Linked DNA regions of Homo sapiens: region 2 is linked to region 1. Evidence: read pairs that join two places in POLR2A ChIA-PET (ENCODE). Cell type or tissue: PC-9. All regions are shown on one strand.

Region 1 (2,500 bases):
AGTTACAGTCTTGTGGTACATCTACAGGGAGAAGAATGTATATTTTAGCTAGACTGTCCCTAAAAGAAAAAGGAAGAAAAAATAATAAAGAAGGATATATATACCTGAAAAAATAATAAAATAATAAAGACGCATATATGTATGCCTTTATAAAATTTAGCTGAGACTCTATTTTTATTTTACAAACATTCCATTTAATAGTGCATGAACTTAACTGCAGACAAAGAGACAGAAACAGAAACGAAGGAATTCCTCAACTCCCGATTACAGTTAGAGAGATATTTTTCTAAAGGAATCTTCTAAGGATAAACGTACACTAAATTAAGTAGAAGACATTAAGATTTGGAGTGGTTTTCTTATTCCTTTTTACAATCAGGTTGATTAAGGTGTGAGTTGACTTTGGTACAATGCATCCATTTCAAGTTTGATGACGTGTCTATTACTCTAAAAGGTCCTCTTGTGCCCTTTGCAGTCAGTTCCGCCCTCCCCCTGAGGCCAGCAGTCAATGATGTAGTTTCTGTCACTATACAGGTTAGTTTTAACTGTTGTAGAAATTCACCTTGATGCCGCCACACAGGGTGCACTCTTTTCATCACTCGGCATAATGTTTTTGAGATGATCCACGCTATTTCATGTTTCCGTAATGTGTCCTATTTTATTGCTGGGTAGTTCGGGTAGTTGGGGTAGATCGCAGCACATTCTGGCGACAGGTGAGACTGCGGTTCTGACCTGCAGGCCTCGGTGAACATGAGCAAGGGCACCTGGGCGCCGGGAGAGACCTCCCTTCCCCTACAGAAAGCAAGCGTGTTATGTTAACAACCGAACGGGGACCCTGCTTTCATCCCAAAGAACAGCACCCGACTGCGTAGTTTCTTCCCTGGCTCTAGGAGGTGAGAACACATTCCCCGCTAGCACAGACATCCTACAAACTCCTGCGGAGGCTGCGGTTAGAAGCAGAGGCTGTGTGAAGGGTGACTCTGGGGGCTATGAAAAAACACGAAGGTTTTCACAGAGCATGAGAACCCAAAAGACTGGAGACTATGAAGCGATCTGCAAAAAGCAGCCCCAAGTGGAAAGGAAAGAGAAGAGCCCTGCGGCCACTTAGCTAGTGTTAAAAGAGCTCACGGCGGCGGAGAGGATAACACGTTACTTTCTGTTTCCCATCGTTGCGACTGTAAGGAGAACACTTAACATGCCACCCAAGCTACAAAACTGCAGTTTTAAGAATAACCCTTGCCGTCTATTTTTTCATTACAAAAATTCAGGGGAAAGCGCGAACGCAGTCCCCCACTACCACAAATTATGCAGTCAAGTTTCCCACATTTGGGGAAATCGCAGGGGTCAGCACATCCGGAGTGCAATGGATAAGCCTCGCCCAGGGAAAACCACCTTCGTGATCATGGTATCTCCCCTGCCAGGTAAGTATGACTTCACACACTTCTGCCCTGTCACAGCCCCATATACCTCACCCTTTACACACATGGTCACTTGCCCCGCGCACCCCCGAGCCTTCCTAGCCCTGACACACAGCTGGGACCCTCAGGTCCGACCAGCGGTCCTGAACCCGCTCCCACGGCACGGGAGCTCCTTCGTGGTGAAACAGCCAGTGGCGAAGCAGCAGCCCCTGCGCTGCCTCATCTACATAGAAGTCGCCCTATCCGTGATGTCACCGACAGCGCCTTCCTCGTCCCGGTCTGCTTTTCTGCCCCACCCTCCGCCACTCAGCCGACCAACATGGTGCCAGAGCCTGCGGGGGCAGTGATGTCTGCCTCTGCCTCCTTTCCCTCTCTTCCCCGCCCATGGTCTTCCCCAAAGAAGCGGGTGTTTCTGTTGTAGTTTTTTGTTTGTTTTTTGTTTTGCGCCGTCTCGCTCTGTCGCCCAGGCTGGAGTGCAGTCGCATGATCTCGGCTCCCTGCAACCTCCGCCTCTCGGGTTGAAGCGATTCTCCTGCCTCAGGCTTCCACATAGCTGGGATTACAGGCACACGCCACCAAGCCCGGCTAATTTTTGTGTTTTTAGTAGAGACGGGGTTTCACCATGTTGGCCAGGCTGATCTCGAACTCCTGACCTCAGGTAATCCGCCGACCTCGGCCTCCCAAAGTGCTGAGATTACAGGCGTGAGCCATCACGACTGCCCAGAAGCCAGTTCTTAGCCTGTGTTGCCGAGGACCTCTTTGGCAGAAATCTGGAGCCTGTCCACCCTTCTTCAAATAATGGCTTGTAATGCGCAGACTAAAACATGGAGGATTACACAAGAAACTGGTTCACTTCACATCATTATCCTTGTGATGTAGCATTCTACTTGAAATTGGAAGCCGTTCGATATCAGAGAAACCATATCTATGAAACTAGAGAGGCTGCTCAGATGACTGCAAACCAGCCATCCTTACTTGTTTTACCACTAGTAGTGTTATAAGGACGGTGGTCCAATTTCAGGAATCTTGTAGGGTTCTTTCAAATACAGCAATGTACAAATATGCTGCCCCAGCAGAGCACACTG
Region 2 (2,500 bases), 1.1 Mb before region 1:
TCCAGGAATGGCACCTGGATCAAGCATTTAGTGTTCAGTTGCTACACTCTCACCTAATCCCTCATTTTCAATATTTTGCCATGTTTTCCAGTGACCCAACTGGCCACCATGTCACAGACTTTATGGTCTCCAAGGGAGACCCCTCCATTTCATGTTTTGTGATTTGAGCAACAGACTGGAATCTACTTGAAATTTGCAAATGGTCTTTGACTTGGGCTTTCCAATTTTGCTCTACTTCACAGTGTTTTCTGGGTTATATACAAGGGAGATGATCCAGTCATTTGTTAAGCGCCTCAAATAAGACATGCCCTAGATGTTTTTTTGTTTGTTTTGTCAAATTGGGATTATTTTTGTGTCTTTGGAGAATATAAAATACTAACATGAGGTAAGCACTAAGGTTCTGAGATGGCCGTGGAAGAGATGACAAACTCCATCACCATGCCTGAGAGTGTCCAATCGTCTCTGCGGGGGCCACATATTTTTGTATTACACTGTATTTGAAATAACAACAACAACAAAAAACCCTTCAAGATTCATAAAATTGGACAACTGTCTTTGTAACACTTCTAGTGGTAAAACCAGTAAGGATGGCTAGTTTGCAACCCATCTGAGCAGCCTCTCTGGTTTCATAGATATGTTTTCTCTCTGACATTGAATGGCTTTCAACTTGAAACGGAATGCTACATCACAAAGATAAACAGGTTTGAAAGGAACCGGTTTTCCTTGTAATCCTAAACGTTCAAGTCTGCGCATTAAAAGACATTATCTGAAGAAGGGTGCACAAGCTTCCTGTTGGCCGCCAGAAGGGTTCTCTGCAGGACACAGATCAAGTACCACAGTCTTAGGGGGAGACCAGACGTGGGATCTCTGCGCACCTCCCCAAAGGACAATGGCAGGAGGAAAAGGAGAAAGAGACAGACGTCACTTCCTCCGCCAGCTCCGGCAGCGGGTTGATCGGCTGAGTCGGCGGAGGGTGGGGCGGAAGAGCAGACGGTGTCTGGGAAAGGCGCTGTCGGTGACATCACGGATAGGGCGATTTCTATGTAGATGAGGCAGCGCAGGGGCTGCTGCTTCGCCACTAAGGAGTTCCCGTGCCGTGGGAGCGGGTTCAGGACCGCTGGTCGGACCTGAGAGTCCCAGCTATGTGTCAGGGCTAGGAGGGCTGGGGGCGGGGGGGGTGGGGGGGGGGGGCGTGCGCGGGGCAAGTGACCGTGCGTGTAAAGGGTGAAGCGTGTGAGGCTGTGGCGGGGCGGAGGTGCAAAAGCTCATACTTACTTGGCGGGGGAGATACCATGATCACGAAGGTGGTTTTCTCAGGGCGAGGCTTATCCGTTATGTTCCGGGTGTACTGACCCCTGCCATTTTCCCCCAATGTGAGGAACTCGACTGCATAACTTGTGATAGTAGGGGACTGCGTTCGCGCTTTCCCCTGGTGCTTCTGTGGTGCGAATAGTAGGTGAGCCGTAAGTGTTTTTGTAACTCAGGGTGCGGGCTCGTGTTTTGTGGCTGTGTTCTGTCCGGTCAGTTGTTTCCGTTCGCAACGGTTAGTTTTCCTTTGTGAGGCCATGTTTGGGGACAGCTTAGAACTATCCACTTACTCTCTTGGGAGGCGAATTTCAGTCTCTGTTGGTTGGGGTGTTCTCCCAGGTTAGCTGCCGCGGTACTTGCTAGGTGGAGCTCAGGGATCAAGGGTCGGGAGCTTTCTGGTTTGTTCAGTGCTCCCAGGGCTTCTAACATCTCTTAAAAACTCTGGTGTTTTCTGTCATCCTCGGAGTTACCTCTTAGCCTCTGTTTTTTTTGTTGTTTTTTCCCCCCCTCCCTAAGACAAGTCTCGCTGTACCGTCCAGGCTGGAGAACTGGCGCGATCTTCCCATCTCAGGCTCCCGAGTAGGACAACCGCACGCCACCACACCCGGCTAGTTTTTTCTCTTTTTTTTTTTATTTTCTTTTCTTTCTCTTTCCTTTCTTTTTCTTTTTTCGTAGCAGTTTCACCATTCTGCTCAGGCTGGGCTCCACCTCCTGGGCTCAAGTGGTCCGCCCAGCCTTCTGAAGTGCTGGGATTGCAGGTGCGATCCATCTTGCCCTGGCAGCTCCTGCTTTTCACCACAGCATTCACGGGAGTTTGTAGGATTTCTGTGCTGGGGAAACGTGTACTCAGTTAATAGAGCCAGGTGGAAGTTGTACTCAGAACTGGTGGTTTTCTTTGGAATGAAAACCGTGCATGTTGGGGGCTCTTAGTGTCCCCGTTCGGTTGTAGGCATAACACCCTTGCTTTGTGTAGGGGGAGGGCTTTGCCCGTGCCCTGGTGCCCCGGCGCAGGGCATCGAGGCCTGCAGATCAGAACCGCAGTCTAACCTATGTCTTGGCGGAATACCCTGCTAAGTCTCCCTGGAATGTAAGATGGGAGGTCTTGTGAGGAGGTTTCTACAAGTAAGAAAACAAATTTCCATTCGGTTTTTATTGACAAAATTGAAAATTATAATAACTGAGTCCAGCCTCT

The links. ChIA-PET counts read pairs that join two places held together with the same protein. Peaks named below come from ENCODE experiments on the same cell type or tissue, not always from the same donor. Only the 100,000 strongest peaks of a DNase experiment are listed, where the experiment ranks them.
Region 2: POLR2A ChIA-PET joins it to region 1 with 10 read pairs; 2 of 35 experiments call an interaction of 5 or more read pairs at or near these places.

What each region holds. Positions count from the first base shown.
Region 1 is chr1:145,464,355-145,466,854 of GRCh38, forward strand. RNVU1-31 (RNA, variant U1 small nuclear 31) reads right to left here and starts at 1,426; the gene lies at 1,263-1,426. RefSeq lists enhancers at 1,110-1,159, 1,324-1,865 and a silencer at 1,320-1,499. In PC-9, no CTCF peak of the experiment used is centred here; a DNase peak (open chromatin) is centred at 1,197; H3K4me3 peaks cover 1,719 bases; H3K27ac peaks cover 1,846 bases.
Region 2 is chr1:144,411,309-144,413,808 of GRCh38, forward strand. It overlaps RNVU1-15 (RNA, variant U1 small nuclear 15), which reads left to right and starts at 1,268; the gene lies at 1,268-1,432. RefSeq lists enhancers at 1,167-1,875, 1,742-2,429, 2,430-2,500 and silencers at 1,193-1,542, 1,367-1,661. In PC-9, no CTCF peak of the experiment used is centred here; DNase peaks (open chromatin) are centred at 934, 1,403 and 1,870; H3K4me3 peaks cover 1,584 bases; H3K27ac peaks cover 1,470 bases.